Linked DNA regions of Homo sapiens: region 2 is linked to region 1. The links are chromatin loops, found by intact Hi-C in ENCODE. Cell type or tissue: mammary epithelial cell. All regions are shown on one strand.

Region 1 (8,000 bases):
ATGTGTAGGAAAAGTTATCTAATGCCAAAAGAGAGCGTTTAATCTCCCTTTAAAGAGGTGGCCAAAGATAGACTGTCCACGAGGGGAATTCTTCATTTTAGAGTCATAACAGCAAGCCAAGGGCAAAAGAGACAGATCTCACTTATCTGTGAATGCAGAAAACAAAACACGTCCTTTAATGTCAACGTCTTGAGTTCTTTTTCCCAGGTTGACTGACTAAATATCTCAGTACAGATACTTTTGCCCCCTTCCAAAACGCAACCACCCATGACCCCGACGTGATTTGAACACGCAACCTTCTGATCTGGAGTCAGACGCGCTACCGTTGCGCCACGAGGTCACGGAGACCCTCCATTTTCCTTTTAAGATAAGTATCTAATCTTATCCTCCTCCCAAACAATTTCTTTATTATTTGATTTGATCTCTTTTCACAGTTTTGCTAAGGCTTTTTTGAGAAAAATAAGGGAGTGGCTGGATTAAATATTAACCCCAAACCCAAATAAATGCTCCATATATGAAAAACAGTGGTTTCTCAAGTTCAATCTTTCTATTTCTCGAATTTCTCTGTTTCGAGAAAAAGTGTCTATGTGTTGGGTTTAGATTAGCAGTGAAACAGTAATAAGAACGGTTATGAAGTTTGTACTACTACTTTCTGTAAATGCGCTAGACTACTCCCTCTTCAGGAAGAGAATTCCAGCATTGCACTGCCCCGCAAGACCTGGCCTAGCTAGCACTTACTTCACTCAAACCCATCCGCACACCCGCCCCATCCTCAACCTAATGGGATTCGAAAGCCTAACATAAATAATATCTCTAGCCTAAACGTTCACTTCTCAGTCCAAATTCGCGGGCCCTCTGGTCTCTATTGTGTACACAAGCCATTCAGTTCACAACAATAACCCCAAAGAATCCGTTAACATTTACTGAACTCACCGTTTTCCACTAGCCCCATGGATTAACTTCCTCCAGCCTAGCTATTCTCAAGAAGTGCCTCACGGTCGGAAGCAGCAGGGAACCTAGGAAAAAGGGAACCCCACACCTACGAAAAAGGGAACCCCACACCTACTGAATCAGAAACTGGGCGTGGGGCCCACCAGTCTGTTTTAACTAGCCTTCCAGGAGATTGGGATGTAGGAAAAAGTTTGAGAATCACTGTTCCAGCCAAGAAACCCGATATTTTGCTCTTTCAAGAAAATAAGGCCGGGCGCGTTGGCTCTGGGAGGCCGAGGAGGGCGGATCACCTGAGGTCTGGAGTTCAAGACCAGCCTGACCAATATGGAGAAACCCCGTCTCTACTAAAAATACGAAATTAGCCGGGCTTGGTGGCGCATGCCTGTAATCCCGGCTACTCGGGAGGCTGAGGCAAGAGAATCGCTTGAACCCGGGAGGCAGGGGTTGCGGTGAGCCGAAATCGCACCACTGCACTCCAGCCTGGGCAATAAGAGCGAAACTCCGTCTCAAAAAAAAAAAAAAAAAAAGAAAAGAAAAAGAAAGAGAGAGAGAAAGAAAAAAAAAAAGAAAAGAAAAGTCCAGCCTTCTAAGATGGAGGAAGGACAGTGTATTAGTTAACTGTGCTCCTGTAACAAATACTACAGACTGGGTGGCTTAGACAAAAATCATTTTCTCACAGTTCTGGAGACTAGAAGTCCGAGATCAAAGTACTTGTCTGTTTGATTTTTTTTTCTCCCCTGAGGCCTTTTTTGTTGGCTTGCAGGTGACTATCTTCTCCCTCTGCCTTTAAATGATTTTTTCTCTGTGTGTCCGTGTTCTAATCTCTTCTTATAAGGACACCAGCCCTTATGATTTGGGCCCTACTTTCATGATCTCAAAATACCTTAATTACCCCCTTTAAAGACCCTATCTCCAAATACTGTCACATTCTTTTTCCCTTTATTTATAAACATTATTTCATTCATTTCTCCATTTTGCAGATGAAATACTGTCACATTCTGAAGTACTAGAGATTAGGGCTTCCACATATGAATTTAAGGGGGTTGGAGGAAGGCTAAATTCATTTCACACAGGTAGTTTCCAGACGAAGCTGTACTGACAATATCCGAGCCTGGCATAGGGAAAAGGGATAGGAATGGGGGCTCCATGGTGAACATCTACTGTCTCTTTGCTTTTCCCACTCCTGGTTTAGGATTTAGCTTTCTCAGGGCTCTCAAAATCAGCGACTCCTCAATCAGCTTTCCAGATGACAAAATTTTGTTTCTGTTATCTCCTCTCCCTATTTGGATGTATATTTTAGTGCTGTTTGAGTGAGATCTGCGGAGTATGCAAAAGTAAATTCTTGTGTTTAACCCTCGATCTTTACCTGGAAGCATCGTAAGGCAGCGGTGGTTCCCTGCATGTGGAAAGCAGTCTGGTTCTGCCTTTGCCTCTCCAGCTCTCAACTCAAACATTCCTTTCTCATCGTGGCCTTTCTCTCTGCCAATCAAAAGATAAAGCACTCGATCAGTAGTTATTGAAGTACCATATTCCTGCCCTTGGCAGTTATCTAGTTGAAATTTCACAGTTTTTTTATATAGTTTAATATATTTTAATAGCAAACTTACAGGAACAGCACAGAAGACAGACAACATTAAAAACATGTATTTCCATATAGGACAACTCAGAAAAGTATAGTGAATGGATGAAATCTCAGAAAAGTATAGTGAATGAATGATAAAGATGCTACAACACCATTTAGTTTCCGTCAATAAGAAATTTACTTGTTTAAAAAAAAAACAAATGCTGGCATTGTCCAGAAAAATTTAACAGATTTATTTATAATTATTATAAAGTTGAACCGCTGAAACTTGTTCACTGAAACATTTTAACTTGCATTAAGGCTGTACGTTTCCGCATTTATATTAAAAATTCACACCCAAATGAAAATGGAAAAACTGCCAATACCTGATTTCTGTCCCCTATTTTTCCACTCGCAATCATATACCTAGGTACCTTTTGACCCCATGGGAAAAAAAATAACGTTCAGAACTACCAATAACAGGAAGAAGATAATTTTTTTAATGAAATTTTTCCCATCATGGTGGATTCTTAAGCACGTTCTCCACGTATGCGGCGTGCTAGCTGGATGTCTTTTGGCATAATTGTTACACGTTTGGCATGGATAGCCCACAGGTTGTTGTCTTCAAAAAGGCCAACCAGATAGGCCTCACTTGCAAAGCAACTATAGCTGCTCTCTGGAAGCGCAGATCTGTTTTAAAAGTCCTGAGCAATTTCTCGCACCAGACGCTGGAAGGGAAGTTTGCGAATCAGAAGTTCAGCGGACTTCTGATAACGTCTAATTTCACGGAGTGCCACAGTACCAGGCCTGTAACGATGAGGTTTCTTCACCCCTCCAGTAGTGGGAGCACTCTTGCGAGAGGCTTTTGTAGCCAGTTGCTTCCCGGGTGCTTTGCCACCGGTCGATTTGCCGGTCGATTTGCGGGCAGTCGGCTTTCTACGAGCCGTGGTATAGAGACCTCCTTACTTACCCCGCTTCTCCTTTGGCTGGAGCTCGGCGAGCGAGAGGCGGCGCTGGGCTGGCGTTGGAGAGCGACGGCAGGACGGCTGCGGCTACGAACACAATTGCAGTATTTTTTTTTTTTGACAGAGTCTCGCACTGTAGCCCCGGCTGGAGTCTGGAGTGCAGCGGCACGCAGGCGCCCGCCACCACGCCCAGCTAATTTTTGTATTTTTAGTAGAGACGGGGGTTTCTCTGTTTTGGCCAGACTGGTCTCGAACTCCCGACCTCGTGATTCGCCTGCCTCGGCCTCCCAAAGTGCTGGGATTACAGGCGTGAGCCACCGCGCCCGGCCATTAGATTTTTTTTTACCATTAGATTAAACTTCGTCTTTCCCCAACCAGGCTGTAAGTTTTTTTCAGGGGTTGGAAATTCCTTGGTTTACAACAATGATTTCACTATACTTGGTACATTTACAGCTCATAGGGAGGAGATTATTTTCCATCAAAAAATAGTTCTGATTTGTAACCCGGGACCACGTGGCCTAATGGATAAGGCGTCTGACTTCGGATCAGAAGATTGAGGGTTCGAATCCCTCCGTGGTTATTTGAGATACTGACTAGTCTGGTGTTATTTTCCTTCCTCAAAGCTGGTAATCAGAAATGTACTTCTTTCCATTTACTTCACTAAGTTATCTTCATTGTAGATCCCTTCCTTCACATCCCTTGCCTTTGCTCTGTACTTAGTCTGTTTATCCTCTCTCTCTCCACCATAATGCCATACAGTCCATCTTCTGGGCCTGCGCTACTCAAAATTTGGTCCAGTCCCTGAACCAGTAACATAACCTGGGAGCTTCTTAAAAATGACAACTTTTCGAGGCCGACCTCCCTTGCTAGTCCGCACTACACTTGACCTACCTAGAATCGCTGTGTGTAGGCTCTAGGATTCTGGGTTTTAACCAAGCTATCCAAGTGGTTCGTTTGCACACTCGAATGTGAGAACCATTTACAGACCTTACAGGCTGTAGAATGCACTCTAGACCATAAAGCACGTCAGACCCAATTACAATTTAGCGCCAAGCTACGTGAGTTTTAAGGCTATTACGACAGGGGTAATGTGAAGCTCCCACGGGAACCTCTTGGAAAGACTGGGGTACGAAGGAAGGCAGAAAAGAGGTCCACACGTTTGACAAAAGTATCTTCTAACAAATACAGAAGACTGGTAGAATTAGAAGAATCACCATTTGCAACCCTTAGAAAAATAATAGACCAAAGCAACGAACGAGCTTAACGACCTTAATTAAAACCGTTAGGAAAAGGTGGTTGGGAAATAACATATGCTCATGGTGTTAAGTGCCACCCCAAAACTACTTGTCAATTGCAAAGAGAGAAATAAAGAACCTTGGGGGGCACCACTCGGTCTTCACCATCAACAGGATATCCCTACAAGTGCCTTCTGATGTGAAGTTAGTACAGTGTAAAGAACAGCGTCTGGGCAAAAATGTTTAACCTAAATCTAAGCACTCAAATTAATCACAAAAGCAAATTTATCTTCTAATTTAAAAGGAACAAAAATAAATTAAAAGATGCCATAAGGAAATAATGAGACAAATCCAGAATGTAGGACATTCTATGAGACAATTAGACTTTTTTGCTTATTTTGTTTTGTTTGCTTTGTTTTGAGACAGAGTCTCGCTCTGTCGCCCAGGGCTGGAGTGCAGTGGTGAAATCACGGCTCACTGCAGCCTCGACTTCCGGTGATCAAGTGATCCTCACCTCAGCCTCCCGAGTAGCTGGGACCACAGGCACACACCACCATGCCTGGCTAATTATTTTTCTGTTTTTTGTAGAGACAGGATCTCCCTGTGTTTCCCAGGCTGGGGGAAGGAAGGGAGGAAGGGAGGAAGGGAAGAAGGGAGGGAGGGAGGGGAAGATTAAAAGATGTCATGAGGAAATAACAATAAAAAGAAAAAGCTGGGAAACTGTTCTAATGTGAAAGAATAGGAAACATAAAAACTGACTCTAAAAATATATTAGATAAATAAATACTCAGATGTTTTTAGTCACTTATTTAGAGTTTCTTTCCGTCGCCCAGGCTGGAATGCAGTGGCGCGATCACTGTAACCTTGAACTCCTGAGCTCAAGCCATCCTCCCGCCTAAAATTCCGGAGTAGCTGGGATTACAGGAGCGCGCCACCAGGCCAGGCTGATTTTTTAAAATCTGTTTTGTACAGAGGCACAAGAGAAGGGCTTGTTTTGTTACAGGTGCTCTCAAACCCTGGGGTCACGAAATCCCGCGTCAGCATTCCAAAACGTTACAGGCATGAGCCACTGCACCCAACCAGATATGAGATATTTTTAAAGAATTGCTCGATTGTTTTAGTTTTGTTCATGATATTGTAGTTAAATAAAAGACGCATGTTTAGGCGACACATGTTTATGGATTTTGGTGTTCTATATCACAATGTCTGCAAGTGAGTTTCATATGATTCAGTAGAAATAGGTAGATGAGGCTAAGACGGCAAAATGTTAATTATTGAATGTGGGTGATGAGTATACAGATAATTGCCTATTCTTTCACATTCTTTATATGTTTGAAAGTTTTTACAATAAAAAATTTAATTTTTCAAGAAGGCTTGACAGAGGCTGTGCTATTTTTAAAAAGGCCTTGAAGGATGAGCTCTGGGGCTCCAAGCAAACATGGCAGAGGTCAGGGCGAAGAAACCCGCACCATCTGAGATAGGGCTGGTCCTTTCACTTCTCAGGAGTTCCAGGCCCCCTTGACAGAGTGACCAGAAGAGGAGCTGAAAAGGTCGGACAGATGCAGAAGATGAAGGCCTCCCATGTCATCTGCGATCTTCTCGCTAGGCCACAGGGTACCTTAAAGGCATTAAAGGAGGTAAGGGACACAGTCAGAAACACATTCTGGGTTAGTGCTAACTTAGCTCTACTTACATAATCTGCCCTCAACTACATTTCCGGTGTTATCTCTCATCAATGCCCTTCCCAGTACCCCTCCAAAAAGCAATGTTTCAACTAGAGGGAACTTTCTTCAGTTTCTCCCATATTCCTTGAGGTTTAGGTTTGGAACACTACCCTACCCCGTTTTCTCACCCCACACCAATTTGTCTCATTTTAACACATCCTTCAGATCCAGATCTGAGCTTAAGTATAATTCATTCCAAAAATACTTAATTAAGCACCTATGGAGGACTCAGAGGTAAAGAAGGTAAAACTAGAACCTTTCTTCGTGAAGCTTGGAGTCTAAGTGACCCTCCAGGCAACCACCTAAAACCTTTGTGGTTGAGATCCAGAACTCTTTCTGTGGGCTACTTACTGTGTTAGGGCTGCACTTCTCACTTGCACTCAGTTGTTTTATTGTTAACTTCTGTAATCCTTTAGAAATCTCGCTCTCCATTGAATGAGCAGTACCTAGCAAAGTGCTTGGCTTTTGCTATTTCACATAAAAAGAATTTGAAAAAAATAGGCAATTCTCTGTCTCACTACCCATATACAAAGTGCTTATTTTTATTCTAAAAAAATAAAATTTTTGGAAGAATGAATAAATGAATATATTATTTAAGGGATCAGGAACTGGAGGCCAAAAGACTAAGAAGTTGTTGCAATAACTTAATGAGAAGTTTCTCATGAGTACTTCTAAGTACCTAAACTAAGTACCTCATTTTAAAAAGTGGTCTGAGTAGCTGGGCATGGTGGCACGCGCACCTGTAATCCCAGCTACTAGGGAGGCTGAGGCAAGAGAATTGCTTGAACCCGGGAGGCGGAGGTTGCAGTGAGCCAAGATCGTGCCACTGCACTCCAGCCTGGATGACAGAGCGAGGCTCCGTCAAAAAAAAACAAAAAAAAAAGGTGGTCTGAGGGCTGGGGAAGAAGAGCCAGATTTGAGAGCTAATTAGAAGGTTGAATTGAGGGCCTGCTGGGAAGGGAATCAGAGAGACATAAAAGGACAAGGGTAGTCTTCGGTCTTGGTAGCCAGTCTTCGGTTTTGGTATCTCATCAAAAATTTGGATTGTTGGAGGAAATTTAAGTTTGAGGAAAATGATGGAACATTCCTTTGGGGTTGCATTGCTTTTGAGATGCCCATGGACATGCAAGAAAAAAAAATAGGACAACTGTATATTCTGGAGCCCAGAGGAGAGAGATCTGGAGTAGAGACGATTTTCAATCCATCCGCACATGAGCAGTAGTTCATCAATCATTCCTTACCCTTCTTCTGTTCATAGAGTTGGGCCATTGATGAAATACAGAATCCCTGACTTGCTCACTAATACTCACACACACACACACGCATAGTATTGTGGTAATGGTAGTGCAGTTTTAGAACCTGGGGTTCTGCTCTTCCTTTGGAAGTGGTCTTTGAATATAATTTCAAACTATTCACAGAATATCAGATGCAGTTGTTCTTCCCCTTGTGAGAGAAGGCCCCATAAACGAAAGAGGATTTGACCAGCAAAAATATTTTTTACTTTCTAGTTTCTTTCAGAAATGTTCTTTCAGCTGGTTAAAATATTCTGAGTTTTATGAAAAGA
Region 2 (8,000 bases), 770 kb after region 1:
CCATCATCTCACCACAATCATCATCATGACCATCTTTATCAATATAATTTCTCTATTGAGCAACATTGTTCAACTTCCAACTGTCAGTCAATTGGTTGGAGGCCTGTGGCCAGACTTACAATAAAGATCCTGGACTGGCCCATTTCCTTAGTCCTCTCTCAACTGAATAAAAATTCAGGTGAATAGAAATGTCACCTGAAGAGAAACCTTATGAGAACTTCAGCAAGTAGAGAACCTCCCAAACTATAAAGATTTGGGAGGCAGTTTACACTGCTTGACTAAAAAGATGGGCTTCCAAGAGGAGATTTTTTAAAGTGTCATATCTTTGAGGGATTCAGTATTTGGTTTTAGTGGAATATAGAGACTTCAGAGTCATAAAACAGACACAGTCATAACGATTTGGGATGCAACTCTGTTTCAGGAGATCTTATACTGATATAAATATCTATTTTTAATTAAACTTTGTATTACATCTGTTTAAGATGTATAAAATAATTTTTGATATACATAGTGAAATGGTTACTATAGTCAAGCAAATTAACATATTCATTATCTCACAGTTATCCTTTGTGTCTCTATGTTAAAATTATCCAAAATCCACTCCTAGCGAATTTCCAGCATATACTACAATATTATCACTATTGTCCTCATGTTGTACAGTAGATCTGTATACTTATTCATATCAGATATCTACAGCTTTTTACCCTTTGGCCTATATCTCTTCATTTCCTCCTCTACTCTTCCACTCCGGATAATTATCTCTCTACTCTGTTTCTGTGTATTTGAGATTTTTGTTTGTTTTTGTTTTTTAGATTGCATATATAAGTAAGATCATGTAGTATTTTGTTTTCTATGCCTGGCTTATTTAGCTTAGCATAATGTCCTCCAGTTTCATCCATGTTGTTGCAAACGGCAGTACCTCCTTTTTTAAGGCTGGATAGTATTTCATTATATATATTCATATCACATTATACCACATTTATATATATATATATATACACACACACACACACACACGCACACACACACTATAATATGTATTATAATTTTTTTAATTTTTTTTTTTTGAGATGGAATCTTACTCTGTTGTCCAGGCTGGAGTGCAGTGGTGCGATCTTGGCTCACTGTGACCTCCGCCCCTAGAGTTCAAGCAATTCTCCTGCCTCAGCCTACTGAGTAGCTGGATTTACAGGCATGCGCTACCATGCCTGGCTAATTTTTGTGAGAGATGGAGTTTTTAGTAGAGACGGGGTTTTGCCATATTGGCCAGGCTAGTCTTGAATTCCTGACCTCAAGTGATCTGCCCACCTCGGCCTCCCAAAGTGCTGGGATTACAGGCATGAGCCACCGCACCCAGATGTATAATATATATATTATATATACACATTTTTATGCACACGCTTCTGCGTGCACACACACACACATACATCAGACAATTTTTTTCTCCATTCATCTACTGAGGAACATGGAAATGCAGATACCTCTACCAGGTGCTGATTTTATTTTCTTTGGGTATATATCCAACAGAGAAATTGCTGGGTAATTTGATATATGTATATATGTGTGTGGGTTTATGTGTATGTGTGTATGTTTGTATATGTATATAGAAATTTGGTGAATGAATCTTGTCATTTGTTGGGAAATTTTATATCCATTGTTCTAAGTTGTCTTCTGTAACTATATCTTTAAGCCACATTTTCTATTTTCCAAGAAATTTGAGTTTATGAATATATTCATATTTGCTAATGTAACTAAGCATGTTATTATGCATGATCTACATGGCCTAGACAAGGACAATAAACATCTCTGTAAAATGACTGGAATATAAGTCCTACGTGGGTCCCCTGATGTGTGTAATGATGCTGATGTTTAGTAATCTTTAAATAATGACCTTTCTCTGGAGTCTGAGTTCCCACTGGTATAAAAGTAAATGAACTATTTATTATCCTTAGAAAAGTTGGATTTGGGAAGGGAAATGTATATTATACTACAAAAATGAAGAGAGAACGAGGGTTTGGGGTTGAGAGTGTGGGTCTGTATATAAAGTATGTGATCCCATTACCATTGTGTTGAGTTCAGAAATTAGTAAACTAATCTATTCAGTTGATTTCAAGATGAACAGAAGTGCTCTAAGTTGTGTGTCAAAGAACAGGTTCTCTGGGAAATTGTTGGGTTCAGGACAAATAATTATTTTCCACACTGAAATATTTAACCTTTGATTTAACATCTCAATATAGTCCTATGTCCCAGCTCCATCTATGCATGAACATGAGATGCTATTTCTTGAGGAGAAAAACATATTTTCATGGAAGTGGAATGTTGAGTCTGAACCATAATCACTTCTAAGTTTTAGGGCAGTTAGGAATGATTACTACTCCTAGGTGTGTGTTTCAGAGGAGTTAGTCAAGATTTTTTAGGTTTTCATAGTACAAAGAAAGCAGTCGGATTGCAATAAGAATCTCACTATTCTAATATTAGTAAGGTGGGCAGGAGTTAGAGGAATGCCTAGTAGCCTCATAATTATTTTGATCCGCTCAGTAAATCCATGTCAAAATTCAAATTAAGTACTAGTTTAAATCTACTCTCCCTTTCAGAAAATATTGATTTCTCTTCACACATATTCAAGATAATCCTTATTTTGATTTGTCCTTGCAAGAGAGTTTCATTTTTAGTAAATAAACAGGTACTCTATAATAATTATTGGATAATTGAAAGAATGAACTGAATGAGATCTTTTAAATTTTTGAAGGTATCAAATTCGGGACAGCAAAATGAAATTGAAAATATGTATTAATTCAAAACATAAATTTTAACATGAATGTAAAATGTGGCTTAGATGTATCAGCTAATGATCTGTTGTAAAAACTTTCTTTGCATTTAACCGAAAGTTTTTGTAACTTTCTTAAATCTGTATGTAGGAAGAAGTTAGTAAACTAACCAAATACATCTTGGTACTCCTGAAAAGTTGACCTTAAGAAATCTCTTATAAGTAGAATTTTGCTGAGATTAGGAATATTCTTTCTGAAAAACTTCTGGTAGCGAAAATATTCCTTGTTAGAGCAAATCATCTAGAAGTCCCTCAGTAACAGTAATATCCAACTTTCAAAAAGGGTAGAAGTGAGATAAGGAAACTTGAAAACTCAAATTTTTCTAAAATATTTTAATTGAAAGCTAAAAATGGAAAAAATGAGTTAAATTACTTAGAGTAGTATAGCAAAGTAGAATAAAGGAGAAATGTTTCTACAGGTGACAAGTTTTACCATAGTATGGTAATTTAAGCTACCAGCAGACCATCCACAGAAATAGCCTTTCCAACCCTTTCATTTATGTAAATGATTGATGGAGTGATAAATATTATTTGGTAACAAATTCTTTGAGGAATAAAAATAAATAATTTGGGAATAAATCCTACAGTAAATATAAGCAAAAGCCATTTCTAAGTGGCTCGTTGGTCTAGGGGTATGATTCTCGCTTCGGGTGTGAGAGGTCCCGGGTTCAAATCCCGGACGAGCCCACTTCATTTTCGCCCAATAAGGTTTAAGGATATTTAAAGTATTTCCCCAAATAGTCATACCCAAAAATATGTACTTTCACCACATCAACAGTAGAATTGTCTAAGCAGGCGAGTACTGAATCCGGACTTCTTCTAAGGGCAGACACCGGAATGTTGATGCGGCTGCAGCTGCGCTCTCCCACCTCTGTCTGTCTCTTCTCAAACCCCGAAAGGAAGACCGTGGGCAGCTCGTGCGCGCGTGCGTGTGCGTGTTTAACCGAGTGCTGGAGGGGAAACGTGAGTTGCAGTCAACCGGTTATCTTCCTCTTATAGGAAGGAGGATTTTAATTTACACTTTTAACTCCAGCTTCGGTGATTACTCTCTGACTCCTAGTGTTTACTACTCCCGCCACACTGGAAAGTAAAAGTCTCCCCAAGTGCTGCTGGTGCCACTGCTCCCACTGCAGTCGACTGTTAGGGTGTCACACTCCTGCCTCTCCTGCTTTCCCCGGTCAGAGTTCATTCCTTTATTTCTTCAACGGATGCATAGCCAATGAGTATGACATGTCACCCTTCAGTGCTGAAAGCTGTGGAGGCAGTGACGGAAAAACATGGTTTTATTTCTACAGAACTTAATATTACAAGTAATTAATTATTTACCATGATGACGCGTTTTGAGAAAGTATGGAATTCCCATGGAAGTATATAGCACCAGGGCTGACTATTGACTCTTGGGAATATTGCTAGCCCAGGTTCGTCTAACTGGAGAGAGAGACCACGAGGAGCAGTCATTAAGGCTGGAATTTCAAAGTTTTTCTCATCCCATGCTCTGGAAATTTGCGGGTACTTTGTTGAAAACACTCAGGAGAATTGATTAACACTGGAATTCGAAACAGGGAAAAAATGGAGAGGAAGATATCAATCCAGTTATTTTGCTCATGCTGTCTAAATTAAAATATTTCCTCAGAATAACTGTTTTGTTTGCTTTTGTGGCCAAGACTGAAAGTGGACACCCACTCCCCGACCCCAATTTCGTTCTAGCTTCATGGACCTCACAGAGGCTCAGCTCGCTCTGCTCATCTTGGTATTCTGAAAGTGTGGATCTTTTTACCTTTCCTTTTTCTGACCAACTTTAAGGGCCACTGAGTATGAAGATGCACATCCTTATTCATAGGTGGGGTGTAATATATTGTCTCTTTTTATAAATAAAATATAAGTGTATAATTTATTTGTAAATTAATGTGTATAATTTATTTGTAATTTAATTTTATAACTTGGAATAGTGTTACTTATTAAGTTTGAAATTCAAAAGGAACTTCCTCTGACCTCTGTTCATTAAGAATTTTCTCTGAATGCAGAAAGTCAGTGTGATGTCATCTAGGCAGAAGAGATTGAATGACCCTTCTCAACAAGGAATTTTACTATCCTAAGAGGGATAAGTTGGACATTTTGACATGTAAAAGTCTGATAGTAAATGACACAGGCAGTCCATTCTAAAATGGTTCCCAGAGTCAATAAATTGGACTCATGGTCTTAGTTTCCAGTTATTTTTAGGGCTTAATTATAATTATGGACCAGCAATCAAAGATCACTAGGCATCATTAGACACTGAAGTTAGTGTCCAATCTGAGAAACAGTGATTTTTTAAAAGCTATTTTAAGAAAGGGAGAGAAAGAATGCTGTACAAAAGGATAACTCTATAGAAGTCTCTTGAAATTAAAATTATGAGAGTAGAAAGAAAAAACTTAATAGAACAATTAACATAAAACCTGAAGGGCATCTCCAAAATGTGGAGTAAAAATATAAGGGGAAACTCCAGCAATTGTGATTCTTGATATATACTCAAATGAGTTGAAAAACCATATCCACACAAAAACCTTCACATCAATGTTTATAGCAGCTTTATTTGGATTTGCTAAAACATAAACAATCAAGATGTACTTCAATAGGTGAATGGATATATTTAATGCAAACTATGGCACAATGGATGGACTATTAATTCATGATAAAAAGAAAGGAGCTATCAAGACAGGAAAAGACATGGAGGAATCTTAAAAGCATACTGCTAAGTGAAAGAAGCCAATCTGAAAAGGCCACATACTGTATATATGATTCCAACTATATAACGTAGTGAAAAAGGTAAAAATATGTAAACAGCAAAAAAGAGCAGTCATTGCTAAGAGGGAGGGAGGGAGGGAAGGATGAAGAGGCGAAGCACAGGGAATGTTTAGAGTGGAGATACTATTATACATGATACAGTAATGATGGACACATGCCATTATACATTTATCAAAGAGGAAAGAGTTACAACATAATCCATAAGAGTTACAACAAAGAAAGTGAACCTAAAGTAAACTACAAATTTTAGTTAATATTAATGTATCAATATTGGTTCATCAGTTGTAACAAATGGACCACAATCGTATAAGATTTAATAATAAGAGAAGCTATAGGAAGGATAGGAGATATATGGGAACTCTTTGTACTTTCTCTTCAATTTTTCTGTAAATAAAAAACTGCCTAAAAATGTCTATTAATTTTTTAAAAGTAAAAAGAATGTAACCAGGAAAGAGCAGTAAAAACAAAACAAAAGGTAGAGGAAACATACTGGAGATTTAAAATCCAAGTAAAGGAAGGGAAGGAAGGAAGGAAGGAAGGGAGGGAGGGAGGAGAGGGAGGGAGGGAGAGAAAGAGAGAGAAAGAAAGAAAAAGAAAAAGGAACAAAAGAAAAGAAAAGAAAATTAGCCGAGTGTGGTGGCACACGCCTGTAGTCCCAGCTACTTGGGAGGCTGAGGCAGAGAATCACCTGAACCCAAGAGGCAGAGGTTGCAGTGAGCTGAGATTGCTCCACTCCACTCCAGCCTGGGCAAGAGAACAAGACTCTGTCTCAAAAAAAAAAAAAAAAAAAAAAAAAAAAAGGGCAGAGAACACAGAAATCAGAAAACTAGCAACAACGAAAAACAAGCTAATATCCCTAACCGAAATACAGGATTTAATGATGTAATAGAGTTCCCAAAACAAGGAATGGAAACAGAAACACACTAAAGCATATCTTTCAGACATTGCAGAACATTGAGGACAAGGAAATTATCCTGAAATAGATAAATAAAAGCTAACTGCAAATGTAGACTCCATAATTAGAATGACTTTGTACTTCTCAAAATGAATACTGGAAGCTAGAAGAAAATAGAGAACTCTCTCAAAATCCTGAAATAAATTTCAAAAGCCTGAAAAATATTTCCCAGACAAACATTCAATCAAGTTGCTGGAGAAGTATTGAAAAGTCTCATCGACCACGGTGAAACCCCGTCTCTACTAAAAATACAAAAAAAATTAGCCGGGCCTGGTGGCGGGCGCCTGTAGTCCCAGCTACTCGGGAGGCTGAGGCAGGAGAATGGCGTGAACCCGGGAGCCGGGGCTTGCAGTGAGCCGAGATCGCGCCACTGCACTCCAGCCTGAGCAACAGAGCAAGACTCCGTCTTAAATTAAAAAAAAAAAAAAAAAAAGTCTCATCTACAATGAACTCTTTCTCAGGAAGCTGCTTTACAATGTACTCCACCAAAATGTGAAGGTATAGTAAGACAGAAAATACATGAGAAATTGGGCATACAGCACCAGTGGCAGGGAAATAAAATGTATAGTACAATGGTGAAGGAAGACATCACGATGAAAACCCCATATCAAGTTTAGAAATCACTCAGTTTATTGTTTTGGCAAGGCTTTTATGGTTATTTGTGATATTTTTTTCTAAAAATAATGTTCAGGAAACAAAATAGGAAAGATAGGTAAATAATATTGCCAAACATAATTATATAAAGGGTGATTACTTATTCAATAAAAATTCTGATATAACTATATTTGAAGGAAAAATTGATCAGAAGAGTGTCTGTGGAGGTGTTTACGGTGAGGAAGAGAAGTGAATCTTCTATTTGTGTAATGGGAAATCAATGGAAAATACTAAGCTTAAAATTAATATGTAGCATATGTATTAGAGTACAATTTTGTCTCTGTAACAAAGACCCAAAAGAACCATAGCTTAAAAGAAGCATTACTGATCTCTCCTGTGACTGTCTGAGGGTGTAATCAATGCCAGGGTGATGCTTTGGCTTCATGGTGTTGGTTCCAGTCTTCTATGTCATGGCTCCTTCCTTCCTACAGTGTGCTGGGTCCAATCACTATTCCATGAAGCCTTCATTCTCAAAAGCAGATACATGAGGAAGAGATAAATAGAGGTTATTTCCTTCTCTTATGGACATAACCTGGAAGTTTTACATACATTTTCTCTCTTATGCCTTTACTTAGAAATTGGTCACGTGATGACGCTGACTGTCAAGGGAAGTCACTGTAATCTTTTCATGGGTGGCTATGAGCTCAGCTAATTTTCCATTTCTTGGAAAAAACAAAAATAATGATTGGACAACTAGCCATCTTTGCCATAGCATGATGACATGCAGGTAAAAACAACACAAAACGCCAAATGGCTGAAAATGTTTGCCTCTACTAAGAG

Evidence for each region. Peaks named below come from ENCODE experiments on the same cell type or tissue, not always from the same donor. Only the 100,000 strongest peaks of a DNase experiment are listed, where the experiment ranks them.
Region 2: it touches region 1 in a loop (3-fold over the local background); 4 of 110 quality-filtered maps call a loop at or near these places.

The regions. Positions count from the first base shown.
Region 1 is chr6:26,318,834-26,326,833 of GRCh38, forward strand. It overlaps TRW-CCA3-1 (tRNA-Trp (anticodon CCA) 3-1), which reads right to left and starts at 340; the gene lies at 269-340. TRR-TCG2-1 (tRNA-Arg (anticodon TCG) 2-1) reads left to right here and starts at 3,985; the gene lies at 3,985-4,057. It overlaps LOC101928743 (a long non-coding RNA gene), which reads right to left. Exons shown (of 3, transcript XR_241992.5): 3 at 6,040-6,330. It also overlaps the pseudogene H3C9P. RefSeq lists an enhancer at 3,415-3,604. In mammary epithelial cell, a CTCF peak has its summit at 3,361; DNase peaks (open chromatin) are centred at 3,468 and 3,988; H3K4me3 peaks cover 943 bases; H3K27ac peaks cover 525 bases.
Region 2 is chr6:27,088,300-27,096,299 of GRCh38, forward strand. It overlaps TRP-CGG2-1 (tRNA-Pro (anticodon CGG) 2-1), which reads left to right and starts at 3,443; the gene lies at 3,443-3,514. RefSeq lists a silencer at 3,591-3,640. In mammary epithelial cell, no CTCF peak of the experiment used is centred here; a DNase peak (open chromatin) is centred at 3,632; H3K4me3 peaks cover 649 bases; H3K27ac peaks cover 497 bases.